Regions from separate parts of the Homo sapiens genome. Here region 1 is linked to region 2. The links are chromatin loops, found by intact Hi-C in ENCODE. Cell type or tissue: endothelial cell of umbilical vein. All regions are shown on one strand. Links, peaks and the distances in the headings refer to the core of each region. The heading gives the core; the rest is flanking DNA.

What was found. Hi-C counts contacts between places; a loop is a spot of excess contacts. Peaks named below come from ENCODE experiments on the same cell type or tissue, not always from the same donor. Only the 100,000 strongest peaks of a DNase experiment are listed, where the experiment ranks them.
Region 1: a loop joins it to region 2, with 4 times the contacts of the local background. A loop is called at or near these places in 2 of 110 quality-filtered maps.

Annotation. Positions count from the first base shown.
Region 1 is chr14:38,306,458-38,314,852 of GRCh38, reverse strand. LOC112268136 (a long non-coding RNA gene) reads right to left here. Exons shown (of 5, transcript NR_169588.1): 5 at 2,923-3,066. Among named protein-coding and RNA genes, the nearest start is that of CLEC14A, 55 kb to the right of the region's middle. In endothelial cell of umbilical vein, for the core only: no CTCF peak of the experiment used is centred there; DNase peaks (open chromatin) are centred at 3,052 and 4,222; H3K27ac peaks cover 3,195 bases.
Region 2 is chr14:38,399,256-38,407,650 of GRCh38, reverse strand. No RefSeq gene overlaps it. Among named protein-coding and RNA genes, the nearest start is that of CLEC14A, 150 kb to the right of the region's middle. In endothelial cell of umbilical vein, for the core only: no CTCF peak of the experiment used is centred there; DNase peaks (open chromatin) are centred at 1,650 and 3,410; H3K27ac peaks cover 4,002 bases.

The sequences.
Region 1 (8,395 bases), core at 39-8,038, 93 kb after region 2:
TTTAAATATTATAAACAGTCATGCAAAAAGGTAAAACTAAAATTCAATATGAGGAATCAACCATCATGCTCAGAAAATAAAGTCAAGGTAATAAATAATCAAGTAAATGTAATTTGAATACCATCATTATGAGAGGTAAAAGACAAAAATATTGTCACCATGTTTGCCATATATTTATCTTTTGTCCTCTCACCTCTTTGTAAACTAAGATTTTCTTCACTACCTCACTGAAGTCTTTGGAGGAAATTCATAAATATGAGAACAATTGACATCTAGATGACTCCCAGAAGTTTATCCTTGCAGCCAAAACTGTCATTACCCTATACAAGAATACCTGCAATCTAAATGGTACTTTCAAAGGAACCAGTAAAGAAAGATAAATTTATTAAAAAGCAATAAGGTTGTACTAAAATGACTCAACTTTAACATTTTCTACTACATCTATCACAGGCAATGAGCAATGGTCTACTTTGTTTTGTAATAACCAACATGTTACAAACTCTGAGGAAATCAATATTTACTTTTATAGAAACAATAACAAGAAAATATGTAGAGCTTTAGGGCCCATTAAAATAACTAAAACAAGAACAAATTGTACACATAGATTTTAAAACTTTATTTTAAGGGTGACTTTTATTATATATCACTGTCATAATCATCATATAATCTTATATTAATCATTATTATGGAACCTAATGTTGCTTTCTCAATTCACCTGTAGTGCGGCAAACCTGATAGGGTTTCTCAGTAATAGAAAGCCTTTTTAGTAAGCAGTCTGATAGACTCTTGCAAAGATAGAGGGTTTATGTTCACTATTCAGTTGAAACTACAGGGTGCAGGGGCCATTAGCAGGGCTCAAGAACATCAGCTAACAAATAAGAGCTGTAGGATTTAGTGAGTCATTCCAGAAGGAGCCACAGATCAATTGAAGTATAAACTGGCCTCACTGCACAAATGCCACCTTCTTCAGGAAGCCAAATAGACATAAATACACAGAATGACATAAAATAGTAAAAAAACTAGGCATCTGAGAAGTCTAATATCCAGAATCTATAAGTAACTTAAATCAACAAGCACAAAACAACCCCATTTAAAAATGGGGGCTAAGGACATGAATAGATATGTCAAAAGAAGACATACAAGCAGTCAAAAAAACATGAAAAAATACTCATCATCACTAATCATCAGAGAATGCAAATCAAAGCCACAATGAGATAACCAAATTATATAAGTCAGAAAATAACAGATACTGGCCAAGTTGTGGAGAAAAAGGAATTCTTATACAGTGTTGGTGGAAATGTAATTTAGTTCAGCCACTTTTGAAAGCAGTTTGGAGGTTTCTCAAAAAACTCAGAGCTACAATTTGACCCAGCAATCCCATTATTGGGTATATAGACAAAGGAAAATAAATCATTCTACCAAAAAGACACATGCACTCATGTTAATTGCTGTGCTATTCACTATAACAAAGACATGGAGTCAGACGTGGAATAAGTGGTGAATTGGATGAAAAAATGTGGTATATATACAACATGATATACTCCGCAACCATAAAAAGGAATGAAATCATGTCTTTTGCAGCAACATGGATGGACCTAGAGATCATAATCCTTATTAATTATAAGTGGTGAGGCAGGCAGATTGCTTGAGGTCAGGAGTTGAAGACCAGTCTGTCCAACATGGTAAAACCCTCTCTCTACTTAAAAAAAAAAAAATACAAAAATTATCCAGGCTAGGTGGTGGGTGCCTGTAATCCTAGCTACTTGGGAGGCTGAGGCATGAGAATGGCTGGAACCCAGGAGGTGGAGGTTGCAGTGAGCTGAGATTGTGCCACTGCACTCCACCCTGGGTGACATAGTGAGACTCTGCCTCAAAAAAAAAAAAAAATCAAGTGGGAACTAAACATTGAGCACCCATCAATACAAAGATGGGAAGAATAGACCCTGGAGACTGCTAGAAGGGGGAGAAAGTGAGGGGGTCCTGGGTTGAAAACTACATATTGAGGATTATGCTCACTACCTGAGTGCAATATACCCATGTAACAAACCTGTACATATGCTCCCTGTATCTAAAAAAAAAAAAAAAAAAAGCCTTTTTTCACCACTCCATCTAAAATAGCCCTTTTGTAGTCATTATCTAGCTCCTTATCCTATTTTGTTTTTTTTTTCCCAGCATTCATCATTGCTGATACTGTGTAGCATATTAGTTGTTTATCATCTATCTCTCCTTCTAGAATGTAAGCTCCCTGAGGATTGGATTATTGTTTAATTTGCTCATGGTCCCACAAGCTGAAACAATAACTGAAAAATTGGTAACTTTCCATAAATATTTGTGAAATGGTTGAAATCCAAGGGAGGTAGACTATCTGCCAATGGATGAAAAAATGAAATCCTCAGTAAAGGCTTTCCTCGAAGACATTTGTGGTACTGAACACCATTTACTCACATACTGCTAAAAGCATGTGAAAAATAATAAAATTTCCGTGAACCCCATTTTCTTTATGTGGAGTAGGTCCAAAAAACCTATAAAGCTTTCTTATGAAAAACAATTGTACTTCAAATTCTGTACATACAGAGTCCAGATATTTTTTGTCTCCTTCTACTGCACTGATTATAAAAAGACCACAACCATCAAGGTTGAAAGAACTAGAAACACACAATCAGAGATATATAAGCAGAATATTCTAAGCAATTAGAATATAGTTATAGTCCATTGCTCCAAAAAGTGAATTAAAAAACAAATTCGGAAATATTCCGGGGATAATTAGCATCAGGGAAATTGAGCTGAATTTAGAAATAAAACATTTATAATACATGAGATTATTTTAATATGTTCATGAAATTTTCTCCATTTATGATTGTGTTAGTGTTATTTATCTTGGCAAAGGAAAGATTTTGAATACTGAAGCAGTAAAAGCAGGAAGCCACAGAAAGCTGTTTACTCCATTACTTAAGTTTTCAGTGGGTTTACACAGTGTTTGGGAGACAAGCAAGCTTCAGAGATTTATTTCATGGGGTCTGGAATTGCAGAGAGAACACACTAAGGAGAACAGTTGAATCTCACATCCTGTGTGGGAGGGAAAAAAAGGCATTTACCTAAAGTAGACATTGCACCAAATACTGAAAGGTTATCTGATAGCAACTGAGGCAAAAAAAAAAAAAAAAAAAAGAAGGTATTCTTGCATTGAAGCAGTTATGGTTTTGAGAGCAATTTGAATTAAAAAACAAAAATGTCTATATTTTCTTTCTGTGAAGTGCCACTAGTGATGTTTTTGTTTTTCTTTCCTATTAGTTGAGCAGTCCTAAAGCACTAGTTGTTAGGGAGAACTTGGTAATAATTGTATTCCCTCAATTTTTATTTAAAACGGCAAATCATTTGTAATATATCATTTTAAAAACAACAACTATGATACACCTTTTAAAGTATAAGATGACCTCAGTTCCTGAGAAAAGGAGTGTTTTTTTGTCAGTACTCAAATATCCTTAATGGCATAAATTGCAGGCTCTGACATGATGACCCATTTTTAAATTGAATATAAATGACAAGCTAGTGTAAGGAATGTAAATTCCCATCGAATCAGCATTACTCTGTTCTGTTTACTTATGCCTTTTAGCATTATGCTTTAAAAACACTGATATCTTTATCTTTTTTTAGTTCCATTTAATTTATTCAGCAATGTGCCCTTTTGTTATGTGTAAGAAATCCTCATTTCTTCTCCTTATCCTATTTGCTTTGCTGTCTTATTCAGTGTTCATGAAACAGCCTTGTTTGTAAAGGAGGTAACCCAAACTGATGTTTGACATGCAGTAGGCAGTTTCTGAGTTCAAATGTTTAACACTTGCTTCTAACATTTTTGCCTTAATAATATTCCCAACTGTATACCAAAATGAGCCTTATATTTAATGTCTAAGGGAAATGGGAAAACCATACTGTGGTATAGCAATATTATGACAAGGCATTATTATTAAAAGGCATTATTCTTAGAGTTCTAACTAGAGAGCACTAAGATCTGCCCATTTTCATACCCAGTGCTTGAGAAGCACTTTGCATTCTTAAAGAACATAACAATGAAACTCGTGCTTTGATTTTGCTCCTTGTCTAATTTTTCAGCCCATTCTAGCTGATTTTAGCATATTGTTTTGTATTTTAGAAGAGTTATTTTTAGTTCAGTCTTCCATTTGACTTCATACATCATTTTTTTCTTCTCTTTTCATTTCCCTGATTTGAAACTTGATCTATTCAAAGGAGGAAATGAAGAAGAATGGTCTTCCAGGTTATTTCCTGAAGATAAAATTCAGCGTCAATTCAAGGAAAGTAAAACTGAGTTTTAATACCCAATTAAGGATTTTGAAAAACACAGCAACTTGAGAACTTGATTTATCAAGCCATTTTACGATGCTTTATTATTCTTCAAGACTAGGTATCTGGTTACTTGCTAATGCTGTGTGGTCTTTGGATCACTGAATGACTTTTGCATTTTATCGTCTGAAGGCTTTGAGAATTATAATTTTTCTACATCACTAACACTTCACATTAAGAGAAACAGCACTATTTATTTTGCTGCTAGGTTTCAAAAAGTATATTTCTTGCATTTTAACCAGGCTAGACACACTTCAAGATGCCATGCAGCTAAGCCCAGGATAGCAGGGCACTGTTCTTTTTCTTTCTTCCTCCCCATCCTCAGCTCTCCCTCATTCCCAACTCTGCCTCTCATTTCCTCAGCAACCTCCTCCACATTCTCACAAAGCAGAGATTAGATAAATAGGACTGTGATACTGCTGTGATACTGGTAAGAGTTCATAACTTCTCGCTGTTGACAACCACATTGCTTAGCCCGCCCACACAATGACACTGGCTTCCTAAGTTCTTGGCTCTGTGGGGTGGGAGAGAGTGTAGGGGGTTTTTTTGTTTGTTTGTTTGTTTGTTTGTTTGTTTGTTTGTTTTGCTTTGTCACCCAGGCTAGTGTGAAGGGTTTTGCTCTGTCATCCAGGGTTTCTCTCTGTCATCCAGGCTGGCATGAAGTGGAATGCAACCTTGGCTTCCTGGGCTCAAGCCGTCCTCCCACCTCAGCCTTCTGAGTAGCTGGGACTACAGGCAGAGACCCCACCATGCCTGGCGTACCTTTTTCTTGTTAGAGATGGGTTCTCACTATGTTGCCTAGGCTGGTCTCTAACTCTTGGGCTCAAGCAATCTGCTGGCCTTGGCCCCCCAAAGTGCTGTGATTACAGGCATGAGCCACGGCACCCAGGAAGGGTAGGTTCTTAAGGGAAAATATTTCCTCCATGTGTGGCAGAAAGTATTCTAGTAAGAGAAGCAGCAGGAAGGGCTATGAGGCAACAGATGAAACACAAAATTAAATGCATAGAAGGATGGAGAAGATGCAGAATGCAGAAAGAAACACGCTGGGGAGCTCATCGGTCTTACGTGGTTCAGAAACATATTTGTCTCCTATCCTTCCCCCAAATCGACAACTCTTGGTCAAAAGAGGGTCAACGAAGATAATTTTTTAAAATAAAATTTCCTTTTCTAGCCTTGGGAACTATTTTCAACATGATTTCAGGGTCAAAATATTAGAATTATTGAAAATTTTAAGTAAATGGTTTATTTTTGTTTTATTATAAAAAATATTGGGTTAAGACAAGTTAGAAATTTTTGAACATTACTAAAGCATGAAATTATACTTCAATATGTCTTAGACATTTTGAAATTGGTGCTTTTGAAGTTTAACCTAGAGATTGAGGTCCCATTAGGCAAAATAAAAGTCCAGTGCTATTTTATCTTGCAAGTGTAAAATTGTTGTACAATTGAAAAAGGACTGGGCTGTATTTCCTCTACTTACTAAAAAGATACAAGTCAAATTACTATATCAGATCCTGAACAATAGAATTTTTGTTTTATTTTTCTCTCTTGCTAGGGGCTGGGAAAAGTAATTCCTTCAACTATTCTTGCATCAATCATTGCTGTTCAATAATGCTTGCAGAGTGAATGACAAAATATGTAAATGATTACTTTCACACCTGAAACATTCTGTCCCTTGTCTCATAGAAAATCATCTGCTTAATAAATTTTTAATTTTTTTTTAGTTTATTAATATTTTAATTAATAAATTTATAAGAAGCTGTTTTTGTAAAACCTGGCTAGCTGATTCTAAAATATATAATACAAATGAAGTAGAATAACTATAATAATCTTAAGGAATAACAAAGTTGGATACTTATAGTACCAGATATTGTGCCAGGTGCCATAAAGCTACAGTAACCAGGACAGAATGTAGGTGCAACAATAGACAAATGGGTCCATGGAACAGAGTAGAGTCCAGAAACAGATCCAAACATATAGAACCTTTTGATTTATGACAAAGACAACAGCGAAATTCAGTGGAGGAAATGATAGTCTTTTCAGTAAGTATACTGAATAAACTGGAATATCTGTATAGAGAAAACTAACCTTGAACCCTACCTTAGCATATATACTAAATTGCTTTGAAATGTATCATACACTTAGATATGAAAGTTAACATAACACAGCCTCTCTTTTTCTTAGCTTGGTTAGGGGCTTATTCATTTCGTATATCTTTCCCAAAGCCAGCTTTTAGTTTTGTTGATTTGGTCGATTGATTTACTGTTTTCAATTTCATTGATTTCTGCTCTATTTTTTAATCACATATTTTCTTCTGTTTACATTGGTGTAATTTGTTCTTTCTCGCTTCCTAAGGCAGAGGCTTATATTATTATCTCTAGATTCTTCTCCTTTTGTAATATCTGCACTCAATGCTACATCCCACAAATTTTGATAAATTGTATTTTCATTTCAATTTAGTTAAAAGTATTTTTAAATTTCTATTCTTCTTTGGTCTATGTGTTATTTAGGAGTGTTTTGTTTACCCTCCAAATACTTTGCAATTTTCCTTATCTTTCTGTTATTGATTTCTAGTATATATTTTACTGTAGCCTGAGATAATACATTATATAATTTCTATTCTTTTAAATTTCTTAAGGTATGTTTCATGACCCAGAATATGGACTATCTTGGTGGATGTTCCATGTAAGCTTGAGAAGAATGTGTATTCTGCTGTTGATATATTAAGGAGTTTATAGATGTCCAGCAGATTCATGATGCTGTTGATTTCAACTATGTCCTTAGGGATTTTTCTGACTCCTGGGTCTGTCCATTTCTGATAGAGGAGTGTTAAAATTTCCAACTATAAGAGTGCATTCATCTATTTTTCCCTGCAATTCTATCAGTTTTTGCCTCACATATTTTGACAGTCTGTTGTTAGGTATATACACTTTAAGGAGTGTTGTCTTCTTGGAAAACTGACCACTTATTATTATGTAATGCCCTTTTTTATCTCTGATAATTTCCTTGCTCATAAGTCTTCTCTGTCTGAAATTAATATAACTACTCCTGTTTTCTTCTTTTGATTAGTGTTAGTATGACATCTCTTTATTCATTTACTTTTAATCCATATATGTCTTTATATTTAAAGTGGATTTCTCGTAAACAACATAGAGTTGGGTCTTGTTTTCTGATCCACACTGACAATCTTGTCTTTTTTAAATTAATTTTATTTTAGGTTCAGGGGTACATGTGCAGGTTTGTTATACAGGTAAATTGCATTTTGCAGCGGTTTGATGTATAGATTGTTTCATCATCAAGGTAATAAGCATAGTACGCAATTCATAGTTTTTCAATCCTTACCCTCCTCCCTCCCTTCACCCTGAAGTAGGCCCCAGTGTTGATTACCCTCTTCTTTGTGTCCATGTGTACACAATGTTTAGCTCCCACTTATAAGTGAGAACGTGCACTATTTCATTTTCTGTTCCTGTGTTAGTTTGCTTAGGATAACAGCCTCCAGCTTCATTCATGTTGCTGTGAAGGACATGATCTCATATTTTTAATGACTGCATAGCATTCCATGGTGTATATATACCATGTTTTCTTTATTCAGTCTACCATTGATGGGAATTTAGGTTGATTCCATATCTTTGCTATTGTGAATAGTGCTGCAATAACATATGTGTGCATGTGTCTTTGTGGTAGAATGATTTATATTCCTTTGGGTATACACCCAGTAATGGGATTGCTGGATTGAATGGTAGTTGTAAGTTCTTTGAGAAATCTCCAAACTGCTTTCCACAGTGGATGAACTAATTTACATTCCCACCAGGAGTGTGTAAGTGTTCCCTTTTCTCTTCAACCTTGCCAGCATCTGTTATTTTTTGACTTGTAATAATAACCATTCTGACTGGTGTGAGATGCTCATTGTGGTTTTGATTTTCATTTCTCTAATGATTAGTGATGTTGAGCATTTTTTCATATGCTTCTGGACCATGTATATGTCTTCTTTCGAGAAGTGTCTGTTCATGTCCTTTGCCTACTTTTTAATGGGGAT
Region 2 (8,395 bases), core at 229-8,228:
AACCCAGGTGGTGGAGGTTGTGGCAAGCCGAAATTGTGCTACTGCACTCCAGCCTGGGCAACAGAGAGAGATTCTGTCTCAAAAAAAAAAAAAGAATGTGAACAGAAGACATGAGAATTAGGCCAGAGTAAATAGGAAAGAGACCATTCTTGATCTGTGGGCTTCCTTGGGCCCCAGCAGGCAGTGGAATTAAGGCAAGTGTCCTATAGCTTAGGAGCCTGCCCTAGCCACTATCAAGAAAGGGTGCCAATTTGCCCATTACTCAACACCTACAATGAATCTTGCTTCCGATGGGCCTCAGGGTCATGGGATTGGCCTTCTGTAGGGATTGGTACCTGGCAGATAATCTGCCTGTAGCAGGACTGACACTCTTGCCTGTGACATCTTCTGAATATAATAAGATCCTGGGCCATAAGTCACCCACAATAAGATTTCGAATTGTCAGCAGAGTGAAGTTCAGTGTTTGCCTGAGATCTGGTCCTGAAATGTAGTCTATCTGAAAGGTAGTCATAGCTCCCTCAAGAGGGTTGGGAGAGATTCATAAATTTTCATTCTGTTGTTCCCTGACGTTATTCCACACATGTAAATTTTTAAAGCATACTCTGTTAATAGAACAGGAAGGAGATAAAAGTGAAACTCAGAAAAGTGGATGGCAAGAATTCTGCGAAAATTTAATTATTGCCATCCACAAAAGTAATAGGTAATTCTTGAATTTTAAAAATTAAATGGTTACTTGATTTCACATATATGTCTGTGTTAGGAGATGAGACAGACCAGGAATCTGAAAAAAATAATTCTAATCTGCATGTGCATATGCATGTGTCTTTGTGTAATAATTTATAATGTGCAGACACCAAGTCTCATAGAATTCTATCTCTATGCAATAGGAGGAAGAAACTGAGACCATTTTTATTTTAACATTCATTCTTCATTATTTCCCTAGGGCATTTTTTATTTCAGATGGTTCATTCTTTTCAAAGCCCATAAGTCTCCTTAGAAAAAATGTTCACCTTGGGAAAGTAGAGACTCCACACTGAATCTTGTGCGGCTCTTTTCCTGGCCATGGAATATTTAAAATGAGCGCAGAGGAGGGATGAGTGTTTTGCATTTTATTGCCTTATGCTCTGCATTTCAAGGATAATCCAAATATCTAAAATGTGTTTGCAGTAAAGCACCCCTTCCTGCTTGCAGTGTCCTTGAATACCACTGAATGTGTCATCACTCTTCTAATATCAGTAGCTGAGAATAAATCTAACCACCATGAGGCTGTAAAACATAAGTGTTCCCCATAGTAATACTAAGATAAATGCAGAGTCATATCAGTAATACTGCCCTGGAGGTAGAACTTTCTGCTGGAGCTTATCATGTGTTTAATGAAAGATGCAATCAGACAAATTAAACGCCATATATTTTATTCATATTCATGCAACTGTTCTTTTAATCATGCCCTTCCATGAAAGGCCAAGTTGAACCACTTCTGTTTCTAGTCTACTCCACTCACCCTGCCCAACCCTCCTCTTATAAACAAGAACACAGGCAGCCCCCTGGGAAAGGGCTAAGACAAATGGAGCACAGCTGCTGCTCTGGAGAAGGGGGAAATTGACTGTTGTTGTATCAGATCACCACTAGTCTTATTTTTCTCAGTCAGCCATAAGCATCCTGTGTCTCTTTAATCTAGAGGCAGCTCAGAGGCCTGGGGAGGGAGAATGCAGGGCAGACAGGGCTTGGCACACAGACAGGCTGGCCCTATTGTCAGCAAAAGGGAGGTCTAAATTTCCAAAAAGATCTTTAGCAGAAAACAAATAGAACACAAGCATCAGTAGATTTACTTACAGAGTACAGCTCATTAAGTCTCCTCTACCCAGCTAATTATAGTCTAGCTTTGCCCCTTCCCTCACTTCATTCAGATTGGGAAGGTATGGGAAATAAACTGAATTCATTTGGCACCTCATTACTGAGTATGGTTCTCTCTGGGTATAGGTGTTTTGTTCTAAGTGTGTTTCTCTTGACGACAGTGTGTAGTTAGAATTGGCTTTGTGGCTCAATAGGAGTCTGTTTCTTTTCATAGGAAAATTCAGACCTTTATTGACATGACAGAAATGTTTGCTTTTAGTTCCATCACCATATTTTATGTTATGACTTCTGTTTTTGTTATGTCAAAAATATTTTAGTGTGTATTTTTTCCTAATGATTAACTTTGTCCAATAAACTGAATCCTCTCTTTTTTAAAGTACGTATACTGACTCCCTATTATGAGCTAGAGGTGAATTTAAGACATGTCCATTTTAACCCTCCTCACTCCTTCGCCTCTACTACCTAAATTTAAGTTAATTATGCTTTTTTAGTGTTTATCTTTACATTTCACAGCTTTATTTCTTGCTTTTCCATTTTAAATGTCTTTGGATCCCTTGGCTACGAGAGATCAGCCTGTTTACAAAATCTGCCCTTACCGCTCCCTTCTTTGCCAAAAATTATGATTATAATCATTTCTATATGGTGGGGGATGAAGACATTTACATTCTGGTCTACAATAAAAAATTACTATTTTTATTTCAAATCCTAAAGTTAAATGGATTTAATGATCACACCCATGCCTTTTACCTTGGAAAGCTAAAGCTTGTTCTCTTCCACTTTTTAAGGAACTGAGGAAATGTATATTCATTGCATGTTTTTAAAAGTTTGTCTTCGGATTTTATACATGATCTGTATTTTGTGGCTGGGTACGTAAATCTCAGTTTACACTCATTCTTTGAAAACTTTATAGTCATTGCTTTGCTATTTTGGGAACTGTTAGCAAATTCTTTTAAGTATCAGGATACACTTATCCAGCAATTGACCCAGAAATTCCACCCCTAGATATTTGGCCAGGAAAAATACCAACATATTCCCATAGAAATATTTGAATATGAGTGTTCATAAAAGCTATATTCACAACAGCCAAAGGCTGGTGATAATTCAAATTCATATCAGAAGGAAAATGGATGAATAGGTCATGGTGTATTTATACAATAGAATATTACTGAGCAATTAAAAGAAACCACTGACACACATGTCAACATGAATGAATTTTGTAGACAGCATATGGAGCAAGAGAAGGCAGATATAACAGTGGTCAAACATAGGTTTTGATATTTTCCTGCAGGAAGAATACTGCACTAAGCCCTAGTGTGTAACCAGCTAGAAATGTAACTTGTGAAACTCAAGCCTTTCTAGGCTTTGACTTTGCATCTAAAAAAGGAGAAGTTTAGATGAAATTATTTCCAGCTTTCTTAGGGTTCTAAAATCCAGAGACATTAGTCATTTATAGTCTGCAGTAACACAGCTAAGAACTTTGAAATTCACATAAAAGAACATTAATCAAGCGTTCCATCCCTTAAAGTGTATGAGTTGTAATCTCTAATAACCTTCCAGTTTTAACACAATGGTTTCTAAAACATTGTGAGGAATTGCTACATACCCTAAAAATGAAGAATGCAGGCCTGAGTGAATAAGATCAAGTTATATCAGATTTACTAATCTATTTCATTACTCATTGCTTATATATCATTTCCTCTTCTCTACTAATGGTCAAGTTTTTCTTATTAATTCATCAAGTATGTATTGAATGTCTATCTTAGAACTGTATGCAGGTCCATAAATTTGTTTTATTATTGGTTAGGGAATTGACTATTATGTTTGGGTGTTTTTCTTTCCTTAATACAATAAAACAAATTGAAAGGTTTCATTCTCTCTTTAAAAATTAACTTAAAGTAACTTCTGATTAATATGTTTTCTCCACTTGCTGAGGTTTTCTTTTCTCCAGTGAGGTCTCTGTTCATAAACAAAATTGGGACTCACGAAAGATGTAGCTCTTCAAGGAAAGAAAAGAGAGTAGCAACTATCCCTAACAATTTTAATTATTTCTAGGCCTTAAAAAAGTACTATTTAAAGCTCTAATTTAGGTATAATTTACGGCTACTTAGAAAAGTACATTTGTTTGATTCCAATAGTATTCCAGTGTAGTCTAGTTGGTCTAAAAAATCCTAGATTTTAGTGCTGCTGCCATTCTCTAAAAAACTTAGATATATAGTTGAATTTTGTTTTTTTTTTTTCACTGCTAGTTAGACAACAGCAATCCCAACATTCTATGTTTGTCAGACTCTAGAAACTAAACCTCACATAAGGCAAGAAATAGAAATCACCATCCCAAATCTCAAGCTAGTCCAACAGAGAAGTTTATAAATGATTTTAACTCTGATCATGAGGGCATTGTTTATTAACCTGTCTAGGACCTGTTTAAGGGTTATAGGAGGGTCCTCTTTATTCCCAGTGAAGGCAATTGTGAGGTAAAATGAGAGTATCAGAGTTCTCCATTCCTGGAGTGGACTAATTTTTCAGAGCTGATCTCTAAATCCTTTACAAAATATTCAAAAGCCTTTTGGTGGGAGCCTTTTTGTCTAACAAAAGTACACGCTGTGACATTTGGGCATCTGCTCTGCAGCTTTGGCTACAGCTAGGGGTGACTTACTATACTCATGTGAAATTTCATCCGCACCTGCTGGATGTCCTGTAACAGGTGGCTGTTTCCTATGGATGGAGACCTTATCTTATACTCGGCATTTCCTATAGATCCTACCCAGTGGCTTGTATACCACAGGTAGCCATTAATTACTTGGTTAACCGACATTTCCTGCTAACTACTGTGTTTCCTGTAAACATAAACTTTAATTAACCCCTTTCTTAAAGATTTTTCTCAAAATAAAGAAAATATTATAAGTACCTTTCTGGGAAATATTTAAGTAAGAATATAGAATTTCATGTCTGAAATAATTAGTGTTAAGCCCTACTTGGATTGAAGACAATAACAGTAAAATAATTGCATGTTTGTTTCCAATCCTTCATTCCTTCCCATATTCTTGCCCTTTGCCCCATGACTTGGAGATTCCTTCAATGAGGGGTGGGGGATATATCCCCATCCCACTGAAGTCGTGGGAACAGTGTTTTATGACAATAACCGACTTATTCAGGCAAGGACACAGAAAATAAGACTGTCTTCCTGAAGATGATAACAGAAATCCTTCTCAGGTATAGTTCACAGATCAAGCAGATGAAGAGATTTTTAGTAGGTGATAAAGGCATTTTCACACTGCCATCGTGTTAAGTATTCATTTTCATTAAAGAGCAAGTGGTTACTTGACACCTTCTGAGATCTCCTAGTTGTTTAGTACATTTGAAAACATTGAAAAAGCATCTGTGCTCGTGTTTAAGATATATGCATTCTATTGTATCTCCCAATGAAGATAAAAAGCCACATGGTCCACCTTTGTAGACTACAAAAGCATGTCCCAGGCTCAGAGAAATCCTCATGAGTCATCTGACCATTCCAGTTGCAGGGCAGACACAATCTTCAAAGAAGACACATGTAAGTGCAACAAATAATACCTGAAAGGACTTTCCTATCATTTGGACACTCTAGGATAATATGTGTATGAGAGAGAGAAAGGAAGGGTATAGATAGGCTGACTTTTAACAAGAGGATGTACACAATATTTAGCACAGTTTAAGGAACAGTCCTGGAGAATGCTGGTGGCAGAGGCAAAAAGGAATATAGAACAAATTGAAAAGCAACCATTGACAATCAATAATATGTAGACAAAAAAGAAAGAAAAGTATCTGACTTCCAGGCCAGGGTAGAGACAGCCCATGAGCTTTCATTCTCTCAAGACCGAAGGCAAAACAACTTATCTGTGCAGAAGGAAAACATAAAAAAGGTCAAAATGTGCTCTATGGTCATTTAGAGAATAAGTGAAAAAAGAACAGGATGGAGCATTACAGAGACAAAGACTTAGAGAACCACAAAGAAGGTACATTGATGGGGAGGGAGGGAAAGACAGGATGTAAGTTGTGTTCTCCGTTTAGCAACAAGGACAGACAGTAGTGTTTATAAAGCAGTGTTTACAAAGGCAGGGAAGACCATACAGTTCTGCAGGCCAGGAAAAAAGAGCAAAGGGCTTAGTGGACTGAGGTGAGGAGTGATGGAAGAAAGCAGCAAGATGCAAATAGCTATTCAAAGCTAGTAAGAATGCAGAATAAATATGAATGAAAAAGGCAAAAAGCAAAAACACAACACAGAACTTTGTTATTAATAGAAACAATAAAATATTAACAATTGTGGCAAGTTTGATCTTTTTTCCCCTAGAAATAAGTTAAGTTATTAGATCTTTAGGGAACATATATGATACTCTCTCCAAGTGATAATTGACTTTGGTTTTTTTTCACATTATCTTTTAAAATGCAATAATTGTCACAAGCAAAAGAATTTGTGTGTCTACACATGCATATCACTGATATGTGAATTATGAAGTACACTAATAAAATGAATATCCAAAGGTACACCACCCAGACCTAAGTACCAGAATGTGACAAGAATTATGTATCTACCAGTGTGCTGTACTCTTTTCCCTTCTCTCTGACTCCCTCTCACACATAGCCTTTGTCTTAGATTTTCACATTACTTTTCTGTGCAACATGTTCCCAATGAGATTTTTACCAAGTTCTAGGATTTCTCTATCAAGTTGAGTTGGTTACATTCTAAAACTTGCTTTTCTTGTTAAACTTATCAGAGAAGAATAAAATCCAAGAGTTAATTCAATATTTTCACATTTCTTAACCAGCCCCTTTCCCGTGGTCTAACTCCCCTCCCTGCTCTGTCCCCTGGAATGTCAGCATGGTTATTGGCTTGGCTCCTCTACTGACCTTAACACAAACTGAGTCCACTTTCCAGGTGGTCTATTTGCTAATGTGGGAACGCTGCAGGTAAGATTTCATCCCTGTATTACCCAGGGAGTTAAGATATTTCATAATCAAAGCAAGATCGAGGCTGTTAAATGGGGTATATAATTTAAAAAAGAATGTTTTGTTACTTCCTGCAACACATTTACAATCATGCGTATAAGTACAAACAAATCCATAGCTTCTTTGGTTTGTGCCTGCTGCATCCACATGTACTTTGTAAGATTTACAGATACTTGCATTTAAAGCCATCACTATTTCTAATTTCTTGGACTTAAGTTGTTTTTAAATATTAAATGACTAGCAAAACAGTCCCAGTATAGAGCTAGGAAAGAACTTCCTTAAAAACTTATGTAAAGAAAAAAAGAAAATTTGAAAAGAAAGAGAGAGAAAGTGAGCGCACAAGAGAGCCTGTGTTATATTTCATAGTAAATTGTTCTGCTTCTCAATTCAGTTGATTCTTATGATGCTACCTACTTTGTGCAATGTCAAGGTTTCCAATTTGTCTGACTCATTCTTCTTAAGCAAAATAAAATTGTGTCTCCTTTCTCCATTTTCTTGTAAAACATTTTATGTTTATATTTTTCTCAGTGCTTCACAACTGATCAAATGATCCCATCTATATTTAAAGCAGAAATAAAATTTTATATGATATATAAAAGTACATAATAATTATAAAATATTAATTTTACAATGCAATGTTGTTTTTAAAAAAGTGATATTAAATCTCTAAAAGACACAACAGGTATCCCCCATACTTACCTATTAATTATTGCCCATGACACTATGCCAACCTCGTTTTCAGCTCAGAACAGAGAATGTGCGTAACAAATAACTACAATTAGTGTTTTCCTTAGAAAGGGTCAAATTACATAATGACTATGAAGATGTTTAGAAATGCTAAAATTATAATTATTCTTTTATATGCATAATAGAAATAAAATGCACCAAAATGCACTGCTCTGACTAAATATTTTTTTGGAAATTCCACAGATGACTATTCTAGTCAACTCTTAAATGTTAACTCAGCATATTTTTCGTCCTGCATCATTAGAAATAATCTTACTGAAAAAAAGATGCTCTCAGTGATAAGAAACTTTCAAGTCTTTTAAAAACGTTTTATGGAAACACAGTTGGTGAAACTTTGTTAGTGAAAATGTAGTAAATGTGAAATAGACTGTGAAATATGCAGTGAATAGGGCTAGATATCCCACAGCTATCACAATGTCGCAAACAGAACAACATTTTCTAACAACTCCCAGAACTTAGAATGCCTCACAGTACTGCCTCGCTGAATGTGGCACAGGTTCTGATTCTCATGGCTATATTTCAGCTGATTTTTAAAAATCAAAACTGCTTCCTCAAATGTGTCTGTTTCAACCACTGCCAAGGTAGTAATTTCTCATCTTTGCCTCTAAGATGTTCTTAACAGACAGCTATGTTCCCTCCTCACCTCCTGAAATTTCCCATGGCTTCTACGAATCTCTTATTTCATCAGATTGCAGAATTTTCAAGTCATTGTTATTTTAAAAATGTGTTCAATTACTTTCTTTCTCAATGATGCTCCATATCATCCAACAGTAACCTAAAGTATCTTAAACTTTACAAAAGGCAATTACAGAAT